Linked DNA regions of Mus musculus: all the other regions are linked to region 1. The links are chromatin loops, found by intact Hi-C in ENCODE. Cell type or tissue: left cerebral cortex. All regions are shown on one strand. Links, peaks and the distances in the headings refer to the core of each region. The heading gives the core; the rest is flanking DNA.

Region 1 (6,227 bases), core at 386-5,385:
CCTTGCCACCGAAATAAGCATACTGAACTAACACAGAAATGAAATTATTTGATGACAGCAAGCGTGCTGTGACATCATAGCTATGTCACAAGCCTGTCCGGTCACAGTCTTTCAGTCCCCATAGCTTTTTTGCTGGCAAAGATGGTCTTCTATGTCTACATTGGGAATTTCTGAACCCCTGTATTATGATCACCTGGAATAGAAAAAAAAAAATCCTCCCCTGTTGAGTTTGTCCTGTGGGCTACAGGACACTTAGAGTCACTCTAACCCACTGGGTAGGCACCCCACACAACTATGACAATGAAAAATGTCTCCACATATTGCCAAACATCCCCAGGGAGGAAAAACTACCTCCACAAGAGAACCACCGATCTAATCGATATCAAGTCCTTTTATTTATAATAATGACAGGTCAAGAGTTGAACTACACAAGTCTGTGTATTATGTAACAATCCAAACTAAAACTTTTCTTTACTAAGCAATCATTTGTCTTCCGTTAAGCCTGTTCCTCGTAATGAAAGGGGCTTTCTCAAAGCACAAGGGCAGTCATTTGCCAGTGATCTTCAACCTTGTCTGAGAGGCACTGAGCCTTACACTGGGGTACACCCAGGACTCACACTTTAAGCCCAGCAAGGTTCAAGCATGGAGAGTTCTCAAGCAGACTGAGAGCGGCTCTCTCACCCTGACCAAGCGAGGCACACCTTGCTGTGACAGGCTTGTGGTTTCCACTCAAACAAGTTGTTCTGCAGGCTTCGCACAACCCCAGTTTCACTTTGTCAGTAATTTAATTTCACTGAAGGTTGAGCCCAGATCCTGATTTCTTGTCAACACTTTAGACCCAACCACTCCTGAAAGCGGTTCCAGGCAAGCCCTGTATGCAACGCTTAAAATCAGGAGCCAAACAAACATGTTTCACCCAGTCCGTAAGCCACCTCAAGTATAGGCTGCCGAGGTTCAAAGCAATATGACTGCAGAGGAGGACACACTTAGACTTAATTCACATCACCAGCTTCAGGGAAAAACTATTTCAAAGGCTGAAGTTTCTTTGCCCAGATAAGTCCTAGGAAAGGATGTACTATGTAGGAAAAAAAAAATTAAACAAATAGTTTCTCATTTTCAATGGCCATTATAAGGACCTTGAGTAGAGTGAAAGTAAGTATTTTCAGCAACAAGACTTCAGATTGGTACTTTCAAATTCATCAGAAATGTGGACAGATGACTCTTCCAGGCAGATATCATCGCTGTGGAGTTGAGAAAACACCCCACGGGAAGAGGTGGGCCAGCGTGGCACAGGTTGTTCATTTGAAATATTTACTGTTAGATTTTAAAGCAACTAGTGCTGCCTGAGGTTTTTGGGTTAGACTGTTAGAAGACAGGGCAGATTATCAAAAAATATCTGTAGCATTGTTTTTCCCCATGAGACCGTGGCCCTGTTTATGATTTCCTGGTTGATTTTAATAATGACTGAAGCCACACTATGGGGACAGTAAGTACACAAATCTTTAGAGCACAAAGCTTTTCATTTTCGCTATTTCTACAAGTAGAACAGAGTGTGTTTCCTCATTTGGAAACATGTTAATTAGGTTCAAGAGGCCAGATAAGAGGGTAAGCATTATTTCAAAATTATATAACGTCTATGTCACATTTACCTAGCAACATAATTTTATTACTGATTTCCTGCATGCAGATTAGACTGCTGGAGGGGGAAAAAAATCTCATAACAGCTTAAAAGAACTTTCCTGAAACCACACACTCACACATGAACACTACTGTCCACCTAAACTCCAACAGAACGCCCACGGATGTGAGTTCCTCTCTACTTTTACCTTCTTGCCCAAACTACTACCACAGTGGGAAGGGTTCATTATTCTAAAAGCAACCACTGACAAGGTTGTTGGCCCTAGGCAAGACAGTCCTGTCAGATATGACCAAGGAGGCTTGCACCAGCTGTCCCTGTCATTTTCCATGTCCAACTACCTAAAAGCTACTTTCAACTGACCCTTCTTACCTTTCTATTATGCTAATAGCCTCTAAATTCGCTTGATAATTAAAATAAACAGCGTTACCATTAGCAACCAAGCATGGCCAGGCTGGAAAACATTCAAATATAAGCCGCCACTCTGGTCAGTGTAGAGATTTACAACAAGATCCTGACACCGTGTCACTTACAGAAGGCTTCACACTCTGAGCCAGTCCTCAAGACGATTTTTTAAGAGTCTATTTTGGAATGAGACACAAGAAAGACAGAGAGAGGAAAGATAGTTCCATAAGCACAAAATTTCTCAGCAACAATTTTCACTTAAGCTGCAAACCTCCTATATATATATATATATATATATATATATATATATATATATACACACACACACACACACATACACATATATAACATTTAGCTATGATACAATTATTCTACATTTAAAACACACCAGTGAGACTTACTTGACGGTGACTCGGTTTGATAAGTCCTGTAGATCCCCCGGATGAAAAAGCTGGGCTTCTTTCAATCCAATCTGTTCACAAGCTCTCAAAAAAACATTTATGTTATCCTGTGAAAAGAATTGGAAAGTGATTGCTTAGCCGAGCTTGCTCTCAGACAAAGGTTACCAATTTTTATGATACGAGTTCGCAACTTCAAAGTCCAATTATAGTCAGCCAAAGAGGCGGTGGCAAGAACAGCCGCATAAGTGTATTCGAAAGAGAGAGAGAAAAAAAAAGTCCGAGAACACGTATAGCCTTTCCGTCTTCCAGAGCATAAAAAGGTGGTGCTATCTTATGCCCGAGCATACACTGTTCCTGTGATCTTTGTGACTGGCACGTTAAACATTACCTGTTATAGGACAAGCGCCTAGCCAGTGAGCAGCAATCTACACTTTGATGTCAGCTCTGCTCTGCAAACAAACGCCCTCTTCCCAGCTTCGCACGGCAAGCTTCACCTCTTTAAAAATAACTCCAGCTACTGACATTCACCCACCCAGAAACTGTTGGCAGGGAAGAAATAAGAGGAGGAACGTTCTGTTTCTATGATTACAAATTACAGAACGGCTGTGGAATACCACACCTGGAATCTGGGTTTGGTTGCTGATCCAGCTCGTGACAGGCACAGAGACCATGCTATCCGACCAAGGAGAAGCCTGGTGCTTATTGGCTGAGCCGGACCATTGGGGAGTGGCGTATTACTCATTCCCTGCACCTGTCTGAAGAGCTGCCTCCAAAAAACTGAAAACCTATCCTCCACCTCCAAGCTTGACCTCCTATCTAGTTTCAAAGCTCCAGTCCTCCACTTACAAACCAGTGCGTGCCACTGTGCTATGCGTGCTGTGTGGTACCACGATGCGTTCTATTTTCAGGGCGCTGCATTGCAACCACACACATTTGGTTACCAGGATTAGCTTTGGCATCGCCCCTTACAGCTCTTGAAAAAGAAAAAAGTATTTTATGTGGCTGAGTTCCTGGTGAGTCCGTGTGGACTCTCTGCTTTTGCTCTGCTGGGAGTTGTGGGTAGGGGAATGTCTTGCTTGCATGCTGGCACATGCTTGTCCACTTAGGTTGGCTGGCAACACCGGCTCTGTGGTATGGGCCTCCCTGGAGCCACACCCCACCTCCCTCCCCAAGGTCCAAGACTACCTGCCAGTACTTTCTATGTGCAGGCAGCGAAGTTGGGGTGTTAGACACAGTAAGAGGTATATCCGAAAGAATGAGAGAGGAAGAGGCCGATTCACCAGCTTAAGTTCCTCAGAGTCTGAGGTGACTTGAGGAAAGTGCAGAAAAAAGTGTGCCCAGAGAAAAGCAACACTGACTGCCAAGGAAGCAAGGGAAACTAGAAATCAACAACAACTGTTTGTGGAGGAGGAAGGCTGTTCCAGGATGCTTTCAGACAAAGACATCGTGAACTAACTAGCCAGGAACTGAAATGTTTGCTTCATTTGAAATAAGTTGGCCCCAAAGCCTAAAGAAATTTCTAAGTAAAAAGTTGAGCAGCCTAAACAAGATGATTTAATTTTAAATTAACATTATGTCCAAGAGGTGAGGGCACTACATACAATGAGGAGAGACTGACGAAGACACCCAAAATTGACCTCTAATCTCCATACACATACACACACACACACACACACACACACACACACACACACAGTGATAACCTATTGGCAAAATTCCAGTTAGGAACACAATGGTATCTTGACTAGTAAGTTTACAATTTCTGAATGCTAGGTTATCTGTAATTATTTGAAAACACAAATTAACAATTTTAATGCCTACTCTCAGAAGAGCAGACAACAAAAATATCTCATTAAGACAATATCTCATATCCAACAGGAAGCAAATCTCATATTTGGGGGAGGGAAAAGTAAAAATAAATTATTATGCATCTTCATATCTGCCTAATTTGGCTCTGAATGCTTACATTTATATAAAATTATCAGATGTGAATATAGTACAGTTGGAAGAATGCTTGCCTAGAAAACATACAAATCCTCAAACAGGGTGCCTGGAACAGAGATACGTAGGTAGGTAGATAGATGGTAGATAGATAGGTAGATAGATAGATGATAGATAGATAGATAGATGATAGATTGATTGATAAATGATAGATAGGTAGATACTAAAACAAAATCAAACAGAATAATCTTAAGAAACTGAGAGTAAACACACCCCACATATTTTACAAAAACATAATAGCACTTACCTTGTGAACGAAATGTTCAGGTTGATAAGAGAGAAGCCACACATTCCTCAAAGCCCATCTAAGTATTTAGAGAGAAACCACTTCAAATCGAAAGTGACTCTACTCCATGGAGAACAAAGTTCAAGGAAAGAACACAAGTGGTGTGATTACATCTTAGGCTTGAGTAAAACCTTTTTTTATCAGCCACAAAGCAGAATGCTGTTTTCAAGGCTTAGCGGTTCTCGGTTTTAAAAGCAGACAAGCGTCCTATATAAACTCACACATGGCCTACGCACTGGAAGTGAGGTCTGCTCCAATCAGAATTGGAACCTCCATCCCGCATCCTGGACTGGAGCCCACTGGTAATTTATTTCCTGCCATTTCAAAGGATCCAAGTGGAGCATTGCCTCAGGGGATAGACAAAATTATAAAATAAAAATTTCATGTCTGTTCCAGCATCAAGCAGCCACACCCAGCTCAGCATAATAAAAAGAAGGCTTTTAGTCTTTACTGGGTAGAGTCATTTTCACTAGAAACTACTCAAAAAAAAAAAAAAAAAAGGAAAAAGAAAAAAAAAGTAAAGTAAAACAAAAACATCAACAACAGCAACAAAAAAGCATAAATGGAAATCTACCTCATCTAATTGGCCTGGGAGCCAGGACTAGCTTTAGAGAGATTAGTTATGCTTTCTGGCCCCATTTTCTTTATCCACATAGTGAGTGCATACAGATCTTCGAACCATTACAAAGGACAGGCAATTCTGTCTGCAAGGAGATGAGTGTCAGAGCCCACTGATTCCTCATACAAATATTCTATAGCTCAACAAAAGACACCCTATCACAAATAGCGTGCTTTAAACACACGTGATCCCTACACATTCAGGGCCAAAGGTAACTTTCAAAAACTAAACCAAAATACTACTACTAATAATAATAATAATAATAACTTCAATAATAATAAACTCTAGTGGTACCCAAGTAGCTCCTTCTCATTTACAATGTTTCTGTGGAGATGAAAGAAAAGCAAACACTACAAAAAAAGTAGAAGGATTGAGATGTTCATACTTCCCGCCACACACACCATAACCCCGACTAATCATTAGTAATAGTGGTGCTCACTAAGAAACTAGGATGAAAATTCCACAAAGTTCTACAAAGTTCTCCGGTTGGTACTGGCTCACTGCAGAACTTCTGTTACTTATGCCAAACTGTAAAACAGAAGATCCTGAAACAGCTGCCTCAGACAAAAGACAGCAATTCTGGAGAGTCTAGAATGTGGGGACCGCCTTGACTAGGTAGGTGGCTCTGAGGTGGAGGACCCTTCCTAGAGAGCTGTAACTGGCATGTCAGCTCAGGCTGCAGTTATGCAAAGCTTGGCCTGCCGTGGTGGCTGTTCCCTAGGTAACTCACTCATGTGGTTGGCAAATCAGGGCAAACCGATGCTTCCAGAAGACTTAGCTGACAGAGCCAGTGATCTGAGAGAGAGCAAAGTGGAAGCCGCACGTCCTGGCTCTGAAAGTCTTGTTCCATCGTTTCTACAGGACTCTACTGTTACAGAG
Region 2 (6,227 bases), core at 747-5,746, 51 kb before region 1:
GAATAGGGACCTGCTGAAATGTTATCTGAAAAAGACTTTTTTTTTTAAACTGGGCCTCAGCAGACATGTTGTTACTGCTGATACAGCCAATCTCAAGCTGCTTTTCCTTGGTGATGGTTAATGGTGGTCCCTGCGCCCCAGCCATCCACATTTGAAAGCTAAGAACCACTTTCCACTTTTGTTTCTCCTCACTTTCAATTACTTATCTTCTCATTTAATGCGGCTTTCTTTCCATTCAGACTGCCAGCAGTCTAGGTCGAGCACAACCCTCCCCTGCATTTCCAAACCAGCTGCTTACATTATCACTGGAGAAGGCTTCCCTCAAATGCTCCCTCCAACTCAAAAGCCCTTGGCTGGTGCCTCTCTGTCTTTCAAAATACCACTCACAATCATGGCTAAGCTCTCTCTCTACGGTCGCCTGCTCACCACCTGTTTTCCTCATCTCAGTTAAGGTCAACTCCATCCTTCCACTGTTAGGTTCAAAATTCCTGAAGTCACCCAGGTTGCTCTCTTACTGTCAAGACACTTATTTCATTCATAATTCATCTGGTCTCTTTTTCTAGGATCCAACAACTTCTAACCTCCTCCCCATCATCAGACTGATCAACACTGTCACCACATCATCCACTTGGAGAATCCCAAAGATCTGTCGGCTTCCACCATCCAGCTCAACATGCTCCAAAGAGCAGGTTTCTAGGTCACGGTCGGGTCATGGGACACTCAGCTCCAAACGTGGGCTCCAATGCTTTGAATTAATCCAGCCCCCAAAATCAGGAATCTGCCTGTACAGCGCTGACCGTCCTTGTCCCCGATTGGTTTTTGATGGGTCAATAAAGAGCCAACAACCAATGGCTGGACAGAGAGACTGAAGCAGGACCTTTAAATTTGCACAGGCTAGGAACTGGGAGAAAGGAAGCCAGAGAATCGCCATGATTCGGGGGAGAAGGATGGGACCTAAGAGCTGCAGGAGGGAAAGCCAACCAGCCATGTAAGAATTCCAGTAAGTGGCCAGGGGAAGGTTTAGGAGTACCTAGCCTTTGTGTGTGTGTGTGTGTGTGTGTGTGTGTGTGTGTGTGTGTGTGTGTGTGTGTGTGTGACTTTCATTCAGGAATCCAGATAGCTCCTGCGCAGGTACGGTTTACTCAACGACCGCTACACTTGAGTTTCTTTTTCCCATCAAAGTTCTAAGTAGAATCTTCAAGACCTTTGAGGTCTGAAACAACCTGGCCCCTTGCTGCCTTTCCACACTCATTTCTAACACTCTGCCTCACTCTCCTGCCAAGTGGTTGTCTTCCTTATGCTCACCCATCTTGCTTCTCTCCTTGTTCTTCCATCTGCTCAGAATACGTTTCATCTAGCTACATGACTTCTCTTCACTTCCAGGTATCCACTTAAATGGGATTCAGTGTTTCCTTCCTTCCATCCTGCAAATGCCTGTCTCTTTGGGCTGACCCCAACCCCAGACCTCTTTTCCTTGGACATTCACTGGCATCTAAGACATTCTTATTTCCCTATTACGTGCTGGGTCCTGTAAGATTTTCAGACATTACATCTTACAGTTTGCTTATAGATTACTAGGCTTAAAACAAAGCCCAGTCCATAGTGCATACTCCATAAACACATTCAGTCAATGATCTAATCTAATCTAGATCGTGTTCTACCACTTGCATGCAGTCTTCGTGGTTCTTCCATGTGAAAAGTGGACTGCCTTTCTCTCACCCGCTCTAGTACTTTAGCTATAGTATTTCTCATGTTTACTAATTCCTGGTGTCATCTTATATAGTATGCACAGGCATGCCTAGATCATCTCTCTCACAAGCCATATGCTTCTTGGAAAGGAAACGAGAGTGCAGTACCATGCATGCAGATACACTCAGTATCTGTGCTAAGAATGAGATAACGCTGAGCATAGTCAAGCAGAAAATCCAAATCGACTCTGTGGGAAAGCATGACTGCTCTCCAAGTTTTATAGTACTGTACAGACTTAGTAGGGAATCAATTACATATAGACTATAGCTATACAAAAACATGTCAATCTATATATGTATAATTTACTAGGTATAACTCCATACCCAAGTTCAATCATGTGAATTTGAGAATATAAACTCACTGAAGCCATGCCTACATGGTAAGAGGCTTTTTGAGTCAAAACAAAAATATTCAATAGAAAGAAGAAGGGAATTCGCAGATCCAAGGCATAAGAAGGGGTTGGATATGTAACACCTGAGGCTGCATAAACTAGAAAACAAAAATAAAATACGATTTGATACGCCACTAAACTTTCTGTGGGAAGAAGAAACTTGAACTAGTCCAGAACCTTCCATGGCTCCTTTCCTTATTTTCCTCCTCTTGGGCTGGGAAGCATTACTGTGTACGTTCCCACACAGTGTGCCAGTCAAAGGTAAGACCACCGGCCTCTCTCCCCTGAGGGCCTGAGCACTGAGCTGGGTCCAGCAGCCCAGACGCATACAGCATGAACAAAGTGAGCCAAACATGAGCTACAGTAGACAAGTTTTTTGTATAGGCAGGAATGTGAGCACAGTTTGTTCCTGGGGGTATATAAAGTTACCCCCATTAAAGCAAGAACACAGGCCGAAACGGTCTCTGTAAGCTCCAGCAAGCGACAAGGAGGGAGGGCTCCAGACCAGCTGGGTTTCCACCCACTGAACACGAGTCAGTTTCCTTCTCCAGCTCCTGGTCTACTAATGTAGGATACCTAGGTAAGGCTATGCTGGTGCGTAACTTTTAAAGCAGGGTGCTATATACCAAATCTTATTAAGGCAGGTTCTGACTGAATGGAATCTGGTAGATACTAACTCTGTAAACTGCTTCAAGTTAAAAGGGTTTGCCCCAGACCACAGAGATAACATCTACAGCTTCTGGAGTACAAAAGATGATGGAAGTCTTTCGTTACCAGCATTAACCACATGACATCAGAGTCTCACGAGATCCTTGAGTGGCCCCAGCGCTGCCAAGCAGTCTCTGTGAGTTTTCTCCTGAGGCACGGTCCCAGCCCAGTTCTACTCCCTGAGAGCCTCCATGCTTGGGAAAGCCGCAATCTCGGTCTCTTTCTCCACATCTATGGAATGCAGATAACACCTCCCTGTCTGCCTCCCAGAAGTGAGATAAGCCCTGAAGACAGCATCAGGGAGATCTTGGAGGACAGGCCTAGCAGGGACCACGCACAGGTGAGTCACACGGCTCTCTCAGAGTTACCTGCTACAATGGCTTATACTTCCTTACTCGGAAGGCTCCGGGTTACATCTCCATTTATATTTGCTCCCTGCAAATCCAGGTGTAACAAGTGTCTTGCCTTTCCAATTAATTGAATAGTATTAGGGAAGGACAGGAAGAAGTTTAAGAAGAAATCTTTATGAATCACAAAGGTATAATTTCCTTGTGCTCCCCTGATTGCATATGATGCTTCTGGCACTTTCTGCTGGAAATAAGGGTTATCCTAAAATCCAACTTCAGTAAACTGGCAGATGGATGTCCATAGAACAGAAGTGCCCAAAGAGCCAATATCAGACCATTTTCCCTAAATGTGAATTTACTCATAGCCTTCATTGAAATTCAAAAAGAATTAAGTTAAGGGTCTCTAGCTTTGGAAGCAATATAGATATGCTAATTTATCTATGTGAACATATATTTTCATTAGACACTATAGAATTTTGTGATGAATAGCCAGTATTCAAACCTATGTGTGACACTTTGAAATTACTATCAAGTAGAAAAAAAAAAGAGCATAAGAAAGAATTTTCATTTATAGATTGATGGACTTATTTGGGAAACAGTATTGACATTTCAGCCAGAAAATCATGTCCTGTAGAGGGTTAGCCTGGGTATTGCAGGGCATTTACAAAGTACTAAGTGTAGCATACACACTTGGCTGTAATATGAAAAGTATTTCTAGATATACCTAGATGTCCTCTAGCATGCCAAAAAAAAAAAAAAATCCTCAGAAAATAACCCAGGTCACTTGTCTACCTCCCTTTTGCCTGCCTTGATCGGATGTCCTGATTGTTATGACCTGATAATCCTACAAAGTCATTTGACAAAGCTCTATAAGGAAAATACAGCTGCCTTAGCAATCTTTGACCATCAATTCACATGTAATTGGCATTTATTTTCTTGTGATACTAATAGCCGATTTAGTGGTTATTACATTGAAAGATTGTTTATACATATTTTTATAAACTGTTGTCAGTACCTCACTTATATCATCATATATGACCAGATCCCAAACTTCATAAAACCAAACAAATGAAAATTCATGCAACACAAAGACACACACATGAGAACTGACAGTCACACACAAAGCATCTTAGTAAACATAACGGATTGCATGCCAACCAAAACTTAGTAAAACACACAGCATGCGCAGGCGCCCAAAACTGCACAAAATGCAAGCTGGAATTTAATAGGCAAAGGACTCAAACAAACAAACAAACAAACAAAAACCCCAAAACAAAAAAAGCCCTACACATTCCTCTTCAAATTGCTCTGCAGCACAAATAAAGCATTCATATAATGAATGGGCAGTTAGTTTCTAATTACAAAGTAACAAACTTTTCCACTATATTATGTTTAGAGAAAGTTCACTCAACATAAATGTAAAATGGAGTCACTATAGGTAACTCATTTTTAATTTATATTTTACTCTCATTGCAAGAAATCAATGTAAGGAAATCACTGGTAACTTGGACAAAAAAAAAAAAATAGGAGAAAAAGGGGGAAATTAAATAACCTTACAACTGCTTCTAAACAGAGCTGCATTTTCTAAGACACATGAGGCCCCATTATCAGACAAGTCATGTAATATTCATTGGTCTCAATTAACTGATTATCTTGCTGTATTTGTATAGTTACCTTAGCCCAACACTACAGGAGGATTTTTTTTTTTTAAATAGCCTTTTCAATCAAATGCTGATAACCAATACAACCAAGTCCAATACTTGCAAGTGCTGACTGGAAGCATGTGCTGCCGACTGGTACAGTTAAGAAAAAGATCCTTCAGCATTTTGAGGTTGGATGTTTACATTTTCTTTATGGGTGTCTGTGGTAAGGGTGGGTGCATAGTACTGGGAACCGAACCTATAGCCTCGGGCAAGCTAGGCATGAATTCTACCATGAAACCCACTCTTGCCCTGGGAAATTCAAGTCACATCACAACTGATACTCTAAGAAAAAACAGGTAGGGCCAAGTCAGAGGTAGTTACATGCTTACTACACACCTCCAAGTATTTACTCTCTGGGTATTTTTAGACCCCCTTTTGGTAACCTATTTTAGAGATATGTTTATGCTACAAAGCCAAATGAACATTCCTCATGAAAGTTAGTCAGGATGCTTGAAGCTTCAAGGGGATTTTAAATCAAGTTAAAACAGCTTTCCTGCAATGAACTGATGAACAGATATCGAAGGGTTATGCCAAAAACTAATTTCTTCCCCCTCAAACGCCACACTGGGAAGGGTAACGGCAATAGCTGCCTATCCCTCAGTCGTGTCTTCAACATCTAGAGTTCTTACGGTGAATTCTGTTGACAATCTTGGTAGCTTCTAAAGTTTCCAAACTATTAACACTATTAAATACCGTTAAACTTAGAGGTTCAGAGAGATTAGACAAACTATGGTAAGGGGACAACTCCTGAGTCTGATTAAAATATTGAGTGTCCTTCACCTCTCCTCCTCAAAAACTATTACCAATTGATTTCAGTTACAGAAAGCCAGGTAAAACTGCATTGAGAATGAATAACAACTTAAAATAGTCTAGAACTGGGAAAACACGTGAGACAATCAGATTTATATTACATTGACATGTTTATCCACTGAATTTTAAATACCGGTAGACCAAACCTGCGAAATAATTTAAATATATTTCTTGTAACAATATTGGAAATGACCAAGATTACTTTTTATAGTTTTGAAAGTCTAGTTTGTTCTTTATAGGCAGCTACATTACAGTAAAATTTCTACCGTAATCAAGAATCTTGGAAATATCTCCTAAAACTATTAACTGTGCCCACTAATAAAATTCCTCAGGAGCTAAGTGTGTGAATTCTGCCAGCTACCTGAGTTCTAACATTAAGCAAGCAGTCATATCTTTTCCTATCACAGGCTCTCAAAGACGTAATTTATGGGGGAGACCTTCAACAAAAAGAAACCAGAAGCTTAGTGTATTGTAGGAATCATATAGCAAAACGAGCGTAGTCTTAGCATGATGCTTTGT
Region 3 (6,227 bases), core at 292-5,291, 58 kb after region 1:
ATTCATTTCCCCTTTAAGAGTCTAACCCTGTTTTGAAATGTGTGGGCAAAATGGTATTTTAAGGCTAGGCACCTCTGTGAACTGTGGTTAAGTCTCTGAGTTGTAGCATGTGAATTGGTGAAATGATATTGTATATTCAGCAAATAACATAGCTTTGAGGGGCATGATTCCCCAATCACTAGCCTCTATTAAACCTTGGCATTGTACTACATAATATTCTGGAATGTACCAGAGCTATTTCTGCCAATACTAATATCATCTGATAGCAAAACCAAAGCCAACTCACAAGTCTTCCAAGTCTGTGGTCATCAGAATTGCACAGATCACCAATTCTAAACAGAATACAATGTTTCATGGTGGTCACAAGTCTAAAAATTTTTCCAAAGCCATTGCCCTCTTCAAGACCTTCCTCTAAGAGTGGGTGTAGTAATTACACCTCCCAATGCAAGTTCCTCAGGCACGGGCCCACACAGGGAAAGAAACAGCAAAAATATGAAACAGTCTAAACACTTGAGGTTCTCATTCAGTCATTATGGAGCCAAATGCCAGCTAGGCTACATTCCTTGAGCAAAGAAAAGAAGTAAAATAATTTCTGATGCAGGACAAGTTACACCCCAAGCGCCATAATCCACTTTAATCTTATAGCTCAAGCTAATCGCTCTAAGTGGCTATAGTGATGGAGCCCAAAGATAAACACCAATGGGAAGGACTAAGTGAAACTACAAGAAAGGAAGATTCCCTCCAGTGCTGATAGTAGGCACAAATTTGCTTGGGACACAAAACCAAGACCACATGAGCCCTGTTAGCCACAAGTTAAGGTCTCTGGAGACAGCAAACCCCCAAATGTGTTCCTCTTAAACACGTCTATTTTGCTAGCACCTACTACTTATAAAGATTAAATTTTGTCTCCAAACATAGGTCCATACTCCAATTTAAACTGTTGCAAGTGGATAGAAAGTATTCATGAAAAAGTCTCCCCAAAGCCCTGACTACTGCATGAGTTATTTTTTTCCAGATCAACAAGTTTTTAAGTAGTGGGTATACAAGTCGTAAGTGGATGTGAGCATCCATTATCAGAATATTTCAAGTATAGTTATAATGCTTAATATAATCATGGGTTTTCAAGAGTCAAAAGATGCTGTTGTTTTGTACAGAAATGTCTCACACACATGAACAAGTCTCAACAATGGCCTGCCTAGCTCCCCGTGAATTCCCGTGAGAGTCATCACTGTGGGAAACATTCATTTTTAGAAATGGTGTGGCTACATTACAGTTTCAGGTGAAGAGTCACTACTTAGTCCTATATGGACTTCAAATTGAGAGGTCTACCCTTTGGTGACAATGATACAATTCACTCTTCAGTGTAAGTTTGGCATCGAGAGACGGAGTTCGTATGTCTGTGACATAAACATCCCACTCAACGACTCTTCATGGATGTCTACTCCTAAGGTTGTCTGTGGCACTGATCAACAGTGACACAGTTCTTCAGGAATCTACTTGTCAAGCTCCCAGTAACCAACTCAACAAGGAATTCCAGGAAGCAAGGAGAGAGTTACAATTCTATCCCTACTTTGATCTCAAAGAAAATGAAAACCTTTTTTCCACATGAAATCTCAGACACAAACATTTATATTTATTTAGCCTTGCTCATGTTAAGCAAAAGAAGTGGGTGCCACCTAAAAGCTTATCAATCAATCAATGAATAAATTGACTACAATTAAAACCATATAGTGAAATATTGAAGTGCTGATACACGATACAGCATGGATGATTCTTGGAAATAGGCAGAAGGAAAGAAGCCCGACAAAAAAGGTCATGATGTGTCTCCTTTGCATTGTGGGTAACAATTCCACAGAATTAAGATCTCTGCAGTCCATTTATTATCTTTTCCATAACTTCCTTTGTTAGTTTTCAACACACGAGATCTAAAACATACCTAAAAGTATAACAAATGGGGCCCCAGCTCTTGGGTATACAAACTTCCACTAGCTGTCTTCTGTGAGTGAGCCACACTTCCAACTACAGGACTACTAAGAAATCCCTTCCTCAAGCAACTCAGATGCTAAGCTCTTTCCTTTAGACTCTTTCTGAGCCTTAGGAGATCTCAATCACGTTTCCAGTTCACCTCAAAAGTTTAACTTACTAATTTAAAATATCCTTGACCAAGAACTAGTTTTATTTGTACTTACTAGGGTGATTTGTTTAAAAGGTAGAGAATAATTTTTAAACACCATTTTGGAGCTTACTTAAGACATATAATGTACCGTATACTTAACCCATAGACATTGATTAATTGGGTTTCTTCCCCAAATACTGATGGCCTTAGGAATCCTTCTTCAGGAAACCCAGTGACCTCCCTTAGCAACGCTGACGCAGTATGCTGAGAACTATAAGTTCTCTTTGAAAATGGAGAACAGTATCCGGACAGCATTACGTCATAACCAAGAGTGCCTGGTCCTGAGTGATGAACAGCCGTGTGGAGGGATGTTCCTGATGCCCTTTGTCTCCTTGCCTGGTTTGTGAACACCACCTCATAGACTCATGATGCTCCATAGGAAGGACTAACTTGTCAACTCTTAACTGAGTGTAGAGACTCACTGTCTGCAGAGTTAGTGAAACACAGCCAAGTTTGTAGGCCTTTCTCTGGAAGATTCTGATTCAAATGTCTTGGGCTGGCCTAGAAGTTCTCCTCTGACTCTGTGTGTCACTGAGATATGACTACAAGACAAACTGTTTGGATGGGAAGGACTTAGGACCTGCCAAGAAGCCTGGATTCCTCTGGTATGTGTTTGATTTTAAACAGGTACTTCGGGCTTCCTTATGAGAGAACAAATTTGCACCAAACTGTCACCTCCACAGTACTCTTCCTTAGAGGACAAACGAAACAAAGCCTGAAATCCGTCTCTGTTCTTTGCTGCCACTGTCTGGTATGTTCTCAGTACTGCAGGAGTCTAAATATTAATGACTGGATCCAGGCACATTACTAAAAAGAATTTCAACAAAACAGCTCATTGTGAGGTTTAAAACACAACATAAGGTTGTATTTGGTGAAAGTGAGAAATATTTTTATAATACTGCAAAACTGTAGCCTTTACTAAGTATACGAAGGCTTCTAGAGTGTTCCCACAGGAGCATTGTTGGTTCACTCGGATAGATTTTGACACTTTGTACGTAAAAGTTTGTATATTAAAGTAGAGAATCAGTTTACTTGTAGATCTATGACCCTCCGTAGTTCTAAGAGAAGCCTGACAGATAGCTCAATGCCACAACACTAGCCAAGTATAGGTGTAGGCCTGGCTTCAATCCTCAAGACTACAAATGTATATGCATTTTTACAGAAAGAAACCCTGACTTAAGAAGTGTTCAGACGCCAAACTTAAGACTTCTGAGAGTCTTCTCAGTCCTCTTGACAATTTCCCTCCCCCAACAGGAGACTTTCCTGGGGCTCACGGACACAGAGATCTGCTTCCCCGGCCTAGCATTACCATGTGGCAGGCAGTTCAGATCCTCGCTTGACTATGCATCCGAACTGGGCGGGCCTGTGGCAGGGTGGGACTGGATGGGAAGCGGCAGGGCATGGGTTAATCAGGAAAGCTCTAACAGGGTGATTTGCTTCACCCTGGCCGTAAACCACTCTTTGTGTCAAACTCTGGGGCGGGGTTCGCCTGCCTTACAAATGTTTCTCACAGAGGCAAATGGTGTTAGTCATCTAGCTCTGGCCTGTCCTTGGATCCTTCTGCCTCAACTTTACTCTCCCAGCTGAGTATGTCATCTAGAAGAATCTTGCCTCACTCCTCGTCTCCAACCCGATTGGGTGAACAGTCCTCAGAGAGCCATGCACACCTCACTTTCTGTTGAAATCCTAGGATTTACATTTTCTGCATTGCTTAAACTCAAGCCTCAGAGGCTCTGCCCTTCCTCGCTGCTCCGCGGCCACATGCCCCACCCACTCAGGTTCTGCACCTGGCACAGATATGAACACAGGCTCCTCCAATCGATGGATGGATGGATGGATGGATGGATGGATGGATGGATGGATGGATGAATGGATGGATGGAAGGGTGGAAGCATGGCTCGGCCTTAATCTTTTGTCTCTTGAATACTTTTCAAAACTCTACTTTGTACTCCTTAAAAATAGCCATCTTGCTTTGGCTTTCCCAAAGTCACATCGACCCATAAACTCTGACCTTCCTAAAGGCTCAGTGCTTTCCTTAGTCCATTTCCACAGTTCAAACGGCCTCTCTCCACGGCCTCCACAAAGACCAATGTTCCTGAGTCAACCCTTTCCTCCCAGCACCTTCTGAGACTCTGAGTTACTAAGCCAGCAACCCGGGAATTACAATAGCTTTAATTCATCATTCTTAAGGCCACTCTTTTCTGTCCTAGACCAAAAGTTTACTGAAGTCAGGAATCACCATGAGGTGTCAGGTGATCTTCACGCACCACAGTACATGTGCAACAAGTGATTGTGATTCATTTTTAAATCTTTTAAGTCCTTAAAAATTTGAATTTGGCTCAGGCAAAAGAGAGACGGAGACAAGGGAAAACCTGGCAATAGTCAGAGAGAGAGCAAAGACCTACAGCAATGTTCACTAAAGTTTCCCTCCTCCTCAGAAAAGTGACAATTCTCCTACACCCAGGAACAGAGAACAGAGGCAAAGAACGAAAAAGCTGAAGAGGCTGAAGAGCAGCGAAGACAGGAGGGTTGCAGGAGCACATGAAATAATCATCAGGCCGCCCCGAGCGGAGCAGATGGCAGCCACAGACAATGGAGCCCAGCGCAGGCAATATGAAAGTTTGATGAATTTCCTAATAGCGGCATGATGAAAGCCCGGAGTCCAGAAATAGCCTAAAAATAGAACAAATGTCAGGGCTGCACAAAGCCTCATAGTGCCCTTCATTATTTACTCGCCTGTATTTGTACAATACGGCAAGTCTGAAAAGCTGTGGAGTCAAAACCAGTAAGAGATGAGAACCATAATAGTTTATATAATGAATATGAATATTATGCTGTTGGACCCTAAGGTGCGCTGTACTAATTCCAATACAATAATAATAATAATAATAATAATAATAATAAGGCTAAGCATGCACCTGACCCACCATTATAACTACATTCACTAAATGATCCCGACTGCTCACCACCATGATGAGAAGAACTAAACAAAAACAACCCACTGGCAATCCTCACGATGGGCAGAGAGATTTCTACAAGAATATACACTGCAACCTGTGGACTCTAACTTCTATAAACCAAACAAGATGGTCATCAATGCTCCATCACCATAGTGAAATCCTAGCGATAGATGATTAACGTATAATGAGGGAAGGCTCACTTTGGCTTCCATTTGTAGATGGTCTTGTCCATTACCCATGAGCCCCAGTTGTTTGGGGTGTGCCAAGGCAGAACAAGGAAGGAGCCTATAGTAATGTCAAATTACTCTCCTCACAGTCACGAAGCAAAGAACGTAAAAGAAGGAGTCAGTATGCCAAAATGACTCTCTAAAACATACCTCCAATGACCTCTCCAAACACCAGGACTCTGGTGAGCACATCTTTAACACACGGGCTTCTGAGATCATTCAAGACCTAGTCTAAGCCAAGCATGGTTGCACCTACCTGTAATCCAAGCACTCGGGAAGCTGGGGACAATGACTTCTAAGCTAGCCTTGTTCCCCAAAACAAAACTGAAGATAGAGGTTGAAGGTGAGTGCTACAAAGCAGTGGTTTCTGGACACAAACGATGTGACCACTGCCCTCCCGAACACACTGCAGCTGTGGTTTCCTGCAGGAGACCTGAGCAAGACTGGCCCATCACCATTTCAGCATACATGAAGGAGAGGTGCATGAGGCTCAACCCCTCACTAAGGGTCAGGGGCATTGTTGGAGGGAAGGGTTGGGGGGTGGGGGAGATGCAGGATGAAAGTGCAGAAAACATCACATACACATAATAAAGTGTCAAAAATAATAAATTAAAAAAATGTTTGAATTAATAACCTACAAAGACACAAATAATATCAAAAACACTTGGAGATTTCCCAAAGTGACGTAAGAGGACAAAAAAATCCATCTGAGAATGGTCTCATGAAGACTCCTGGCTTGGGCAAACCACGGCACGGAGCGGAAGGAAGACAGTAGAGAGGAGCTGAGTACTGTGAAGACGAAGCTGTTGAGTCAAGCTAGGGGACAACGCAATCATTTAATGATGGGAAAGACTCTCTAGGATA
Region 4 (6,227 bases), core at 708-5,707, 90 kb before region 1:
GAGGGGAAAAAACCATCCAGCATTTTTTTTTTTATAGCTCTGCATCAGTGACAAGCGCCTCCTCTTCTATCTGCAACAGCGCTTTCGAATGGGGGTTTACATCACATGGCGGTTGGCCGTCCAGCTGATTAGGCAAAGGAGAGAAGAGAGAAAAGCACTCAGATTCAGAAACGGGAATGTCAGCTCAAGGGAGTTCATAAGCAGTCGTCACTCAGAGTGGCCCAGTGAGGTAGGAAGAGTTACCTGCCGCTTAGTCTTAGGACAAAGGCAGGCAATTGCAGCCTCTGGGGTCTAGAATTCTTTATTTGTAAAACACAGAGTATGAATGAACACAAAAACAAAACCTTCAACTCTCTGTTACTCGTACTGAAGGAGAGAAAAGGCGTGAGCAGTGGTTCCAAAAATCAATTATGTTTGGCTTTGGGTTTAAGAGAGAAAAGTGCACACACAGACACACTGCCAAGACCCCATGCCCAGCCTAGACATTCTCCCACCTTCAGGGTCAGCGTTCCAGGAAGGCCTGGACAACCAGGAAAGAAGTTGCTGACAGATAAAAGAGAGTTGACCGGTTCAAATCATTTTCAAACACTCTGCACATAAAGGACCGCATAAATACCTCTGAGTTCAAAAGCAATAGGTTTGTAGATACCACTTGTGCCACCCTTTCACAACAAGGAAGAAAAACGTTACCAGCATCAAGGTTCAAAACTATATATATACAGCAACAGCTGCTGTCTTCCTTACTGAGGCTATAAACAACACACAACAGAGTTATGCTACCCTACACTATGAGATACTCATAAACACATGCTTAAAAAGAAAGTAACACTTATTTTTTTAATTCAGTAACACTGAAACACCATATAGACAGAATTAAAATTCTCTTTTTCAAAATTTTATATATGAATAATACATGGTTATATAGTAATGCAAGCATTTTCAAAGTTGATTACATTATAAATCACATTAAGGTCTTATCATTAGATATGGAAATAAGTTGATGATGAAGATGAAGCCTTAATCAGGAGGCAGACCAAAGTCTGTTCAGAGGACTTGCCTTAACCCTGTATCCTGTTTTCCATGAGGTATTAGAAGTTTCTCCAGGATCTATGCAAACCAGAGTCAATGTCCCGATTTCTGGATACAAGCCCCTCCAGGTCCCCAACCCCACAACCCTCTCCTGAGTGGCTGGAACTCATTGCACAGCCTCTTTGAAGAGGATCTGAGCCCAGGACCCTATGACAGGGACTCTCAGGAAGAGGAGGTAGCTCAAGGCTCAGGGAAAGACATAGGAACCCGTGGTCTCCTCAAAAGACAAGAAATTTTCTCTCTGATTTGCTCTCTTACATTTGAATCGGAGATAGCAGTCATTGCAGTAGAGTTGGTGGTTTCGGATTCTGACTTCAGCTCCTGAGGAAGAGCCTCCGAGGTCACACCCACAGGAGACACACTGATAGACAAAAAAAAACAAATATATATATATATATATATACAATTAGTTAACTACAAAGAGCCTGGAGCTCTCTCAGAAGATGAGAGACACAGGGGATGATGGGATATACGGAAGTGAGCAAGAGGATTATAGGATGCAGCCTTGAAACTCTTGGGTATACTACATTAAAGCAAAGGGATGGGAGAGGCCAAAAGGCAATTAGTGGATTTAAATCAAGCCTGCTAGATTAGACACTAAGAACTCAGAAAGCAAATTTTGAGAGCCAAGATGATCATTCTAAATCTACTGAGGGTAAAGAAATTTGAAAACAAATTGATGATTGGCTTAAGGAAATTCAGACTTCATTGCTCCAAGGAAATCAATACTAACGAACATGGAAGAACCAGAGAGAAAAACAACCTGGGTTTCTGGCATTCCAGTCTGGAGTGGACCGTTCCCAGTGTCTTGACATCACTGGTTGAGTATTCCATAAGGGGTGCTTTATGTCAAGGTTAGGGGCTTTGGTGTTCTCTGTCTCTCTGTCTCTGTCTCTCTTTTTCTCTCTCCCTCTGTGTGTGTGTGTGTGTGTCTGTGTTGGGTGTGTTCAAACACTGTTCTGACTCAGTCTATTCTACATGGATACAGCACAAATTTATATGCTTAAGCAAGCTGCTAACTTTGGAATTCCAGGATCAAAAATAGGGAGACTTTCTTCTGGCCTAATGAAAGCTCAAAAATGAAACCTGATGTGTGTTTATAGGCCTAGACACTATAAAACAAAGAATTACAGCCTGAACCTTTTACTATATAGGAAAACAAAAAACAAAAATATCAGGAATAGGCAGGCAGGCTATGCAATTGTAAAAATATTTACAGTGGTTTTCCTTCTAGACACTATTAAAAGCTATCGTTTGAGACACTGATAACTGCATGTCTCCATGTTGCTAAAAACACTGGTAAATTAAATTTTAAGTCTACCCATGGCAGCACGCTAGAGAACACACTGTGCACTGTAAATTTTATTTATAGAATTCTAGCATATTGAGCTACAAAAAGCATAGGCCTTCCAGACTAACATATAAAAGAAGATTCCAGGTTGGAAAATTAAGCGGTAGCAAGCAATCTGCAACACCAGCACGGCACAGACGGACAGATAACAGCACCAAGCTTGTTAGTGGCACATCCACAACCCGGGGCGGGGCTCATAGAAGCCATGCGCTCTCCAAGCAAAGTGCGGCAGGCCAGCGGCAGCGGTGGTGGTAGCATCGGCATTGGCAGCGGCGGCAAGCTCTCTGACTCAGGCTCACCTTAAAACAATGTAAATGATAAGAAAGACCCAGGGTCTCGATGATCATGGCGGCTCCTTTGCCCAGAATGTTATTACAGTAGGAGCACACACGCTTCCCACTCACTGACCTAGATGCGGAACAAGAACGGAACGGAGGCTTTCACGTGTGCTGTGCAAGGTTGGCATTTAAAGTCACACTCGGCATCGGCGGCAGCAACAATGGTAACTTAAGAAAGTATCTTGATAGCCGTAGGAGAGAAACCTTCTGCAGCCAACTAAAGCATGCCTTCACTATACCTTGAACTGTCTTGATAGAGGCTCGAGGGGATGCAATTGGTCCATTTGGGATTTTGATGGCATTCCCCCTTTGGTTACATATGGACTCACCAGTATTTCTGCTCTGTTACATCCTCTTGCTAATTAATTCAGTTGGCTGATACACAAAATTCCACTCAGGGCATTCCACCCTCAGGGCCATCTGATTCTCTGTGGTTTGCCTTCTCTGAGTTACTTTTTAGCCCTTCTTATTTCACTTTTCTGGTTAGAAACCTAAACACATTCTTGGCTCCACCTCTGTTGAGAAGGATGTCATTATTGCCTAAGAGCTGCGGATGAGCCAGGGATGGCGGTTCCCGTTTTATTTACACATCTGGGGCTGGTTGCCTAGTGCTTTTAAAGGGATAACCCCTTCATCTTCACCCATCCTTTCCCACCCACTCAGAAGGAAAACAGAACCACAGTCCCACTAAGGAGTGCAGGGGATGCATAGCTATTGAGAGTTGGAGAAGAGAGCAATCTGCTGGACAGAGACCTTCCCTGGGCAGAAAATCCCAAGGCTTGCCCCAAGCCCTCTCCTGTTCTATTCTCACATATGGACCCTCCGTGGGAGAGTCCGTGAATGGTAGTTCCTGTCCTCTGCAAACTCCATCTACACTAAAGCACTGGCCTCCTCACCATTTCTCTTGTAATTCAACACCCTAATATAGTTTGTGGACCTTGGTAACCATACCATTGTCTTGGACTGATAGACGGCATTTTCTTATCTAAGTCTACTACTTAACAGCTTAAAAGTATCCAAATACAAATGGCTTTCTACCCCTAATCATTGTATTTGTGATGGGAACTAGAACTCCTTTGGGATGACTAAAGACGACTGTGAACCTCTGAAAACACAACCCACGCGGACATCAGGGCTTCACCCCATAGCCCAGAGGCAAATGGCCATGCGAGATGCTACCTAACTTTGCCACCTCCCTATATAACACACGAACTACAGGAGCCAAGTGATGAGGCCGGAGCAGAACGCTAGCAGATCGGGTAACAGTCAAAGCAATCCAAGACTCCAAACACAAGATCAAACCTTCAGGATGGTTTTCTTTAAATCCAGTTTGCTGAAACTACCCAGGCTATGCAGCCTTCTTATCATGCTCTTCTTTCACATTCCATTCCAATGAGCTTCTATTCAAGTGCCATTAAAAGTCCAACACACTTCATAATACTGTTCTCGGTCATAAATATGAAAAGCATTCACGAGCTACTGTTTTGTTTGGTGATGCCACATGGTGATCTATCCAGAGAAAGCGGCCATCTGAGACACTGACCAAAAGCACGGGCAACAGAGAGCCTGGCAACGTGCAGACATGTCAAAGATCTCCAGTGCCTTTACCAGACATTTGTAAACACTAGGCAGGCGGCAGACAGAGGCAGGAGAAAGCCTTCTCAACAGCTTTGATACAGGAACACCCAATTCCATGCACTCAAAAGGACTTGCTTTTCTTCTTTACTGGATGATTTTAAAGAAGGAACACCCTTAAAATTAAGACAAAGGGACCACACAAGGGGCCTTACCTATTCCGTAGCTGAGAGCCTGACTGTGACATGGAAGGGGAATGGCTGCGTGGAGAGGGAGACCCTGGGGAGGTCTTCACAGAGCCGGCTGGAGGTGGCACCGCAGAGGATGGGTTCCGCATGTAGGCACGGTTTGATGTAGACAACAGCTGAGGTGGGGGGCGACTGAAGTCCTGGACAGAGGAAGACGCATAGACCCCGGCAGGCTGGCTGTGCCAAGGGGACTGCCTCCAAGAACCCGGCCGCTGGGAATCCAGATTGTCCAGAGACTCCCCTCTGAAACACAGGGCAGGGGTCACAGGAGTGACATGAGTCACGTTACACTGCTGGAACTTGCCTAACAGATGCACCATTGGGGTGAATGTAAGACCTCCTTTATGCATTTTCTAGGCTCAACTAAGCTGGTTCCAGTTATGTATACCCTTAACAATAAATTGTTCTGCACCAGAGGTACTGTAACATCTCATATTTCGGTAACCTTCATTGTAGAGGTCCTTAGACAAAAAGACCAAGTATCAAAGTGGGGAGAAAACTACTTCTTAAAGAAAAGCTAATACTAGCAGTCACTCATCCCTTAAACAGTTACAACATATAAGCCTCAGTCTTTTAAAATCCAATCAGAAAATTTTAAGCACATAAGTATTGAACTATACATTTTCACAGACATATTTAACTTAATCTTCACAACATTATACAAGGATGTTTTTAATCTCATAGGAGTTACATTGTCCAAGCCTGGAGTGTATGGATGAGGCTCTGGCTTCAAACCAAAGTCCCCTGACCCCAGTGCAACCCAGGCCTGCTTCGGACACTCCCATTCGCCACCCCAAGTCCAATGGGTCAGCAACTGTTCAGTGTCTACGTTACAGGAAACAGAAGCCACCCTGCATTCAGGATTTAGATTTTCTACAAAAGCTGAATGATGAATGCTTCTCTAGCTGTTGAGTTTATTAGTGCATTTAAATCTTTCTTCCAGCCAGAAGCTTAAATAATAATTGTTTTGGTCTTTCCTCTTCTCTTCTCTTTCCTTCTTTTCTTTTCTACTTAACATTGTAAGTAATGCAACATTACAATATAAATTCCATAGGGAATAGGTCAAGAAGCAAGCAAGGGTCTTCTGGGGGTGGACAAGGGTTCCTTCTTCCCTTACTTTCTACATTCGCCCTAATCCTCCAAAGCAGCAACCCTTAATTGTGACTCCTTACAGGTTTTTCTCAGATATGCAAGGAAATAATTACACATACATACAAATTTGCATATGTAAGTTACTACAGGCGTCTATAGAAGTCCTCAAAATGGGAACAATATGGTTTTTATTCTTTTACAACCGTAAAAGCCTCATCACGTGATAGCCTGTAAGCCAATGCTTCCCATAGAACCATTCATTTTTTTGTGTGTCTGCTCTCCTGTTCAGTGCCCGCCCACTGACCCTGGGGTTGACCATGTGGCTATTTTACAGCATAGGGCACCGGCAAATGTGATATGCATGGAGAGCGATAAGCATTTTCACGTCTGGAACTGTCTTCTGAAAGCTTCCTCTTTGAATGTTAGTGCTGCACCATGAGGTAGCTCCAGCAGCTGTGTGGGAAGGGAATTACAATTCAAGAGCCCTGGCTGAGCCCAGGAGGGATCTCTTCAGAAAGGCCATTGCTAAGACAT

What was found. Hi-C counts contacts between places; a loop is a spot of excess contacts. Peaks named below come from ENCODE experiments on the same cell type or tissue, not always from the same donor. Only the 100,000 strongest peaks of a DNase experiment are listed, where the experiment ranks them.
Region 2: a loop joins it to region 1, with 1.9 times the contacts of the local background. A loop is called at or near these places in 7 of 42 quality-filtered maps.
Region 3: a loop joins it to region 1, with 2.9 times the contacts of the local background. A loop is called at or near these places in 7 of 42 quality-filtered maps.
Region 4: a loop joins it to region 1, with 7 times the contacts of the local background. A loop is called at or near these places in 5 of 42 quality-filtered maps.

The regions. Positions count from the first base shown.
Region 1 is chr14:101,837,194-101,843,420 of GRCm38, reverse strand. It overlaps Lmo7 (LIM domain only 7), which reads right to left. Exons shown (of 31, transcript NM_201529.2): 4 at 2,443-2,549. Among named protein-coding and RNA genes, the nearest start is that of Lmo7, 110 kb to the right of the region's middle. In left cerebral cortex, for the core only: no CTCF peak of the experiment used is centred there; DNase peaks (open chromatin) are centred at 1,832, 3,016, 3,344, 4,981 and 3 more places; H3K4me3 peaks cover 3,240 bases; H3K27ac peaks cover 3,333 bases.
Region 2 is chr14:101,889,025-101,895,251 of GRCm38, reverse strand. All of the region lies in intron 11 of Lmo7 (LIM domain only 7), which reads right to left. Among named protein-coding and RNA genes, the nearest start is that of Lmo7, 160 kb to the right of the region's middle. In left cerebral cortex, for the core only: no CTCF peak of the experiment used is centred there; DNase peaks (open chromatin) are centred at 1,827, 2,655 and 2,911.
Region 3 is chr14:101,778,801-101,785,027 of GRCm38, reverse strand. The region is part of intron 1 of Lmo7 (LIM domain only 7); the gene reads right to left. Among named protein-coding and RNA genes, the nearest start is that of Lmo7, 52 kb to the right of the region's middle. In left cerebral cortex, for the core only: a CTCF peak has its summit at 2,923; a DNase peak (open chromatin) is centred at 2,909.
Region 4 is chr14:101,927,793-101,934,019 of GRCm38, reverse strand. Lmo7 (LIM domain only 7) reads right to left here. Exons shown (of 31, transcript NM_201529.2): 28 at 4,569-4,844; 29 at 2,740-2,848; 30 at 1,348-1,450; 31 at 1-124. The coding sequence ends at 102. Among named protein-coding and RNA genes, the nearest start is that of Lmo7, 200 kb to the right of the region's middle. In left cerebral cortex, for the core only: no CTCF peak of the experiment used is centred there; DNase peaks (open chromatin) are centred at 2,652 and 2,858; H3K4me3 peaks cover 897 bases; H3K27ac peaks cover 1,362 bases.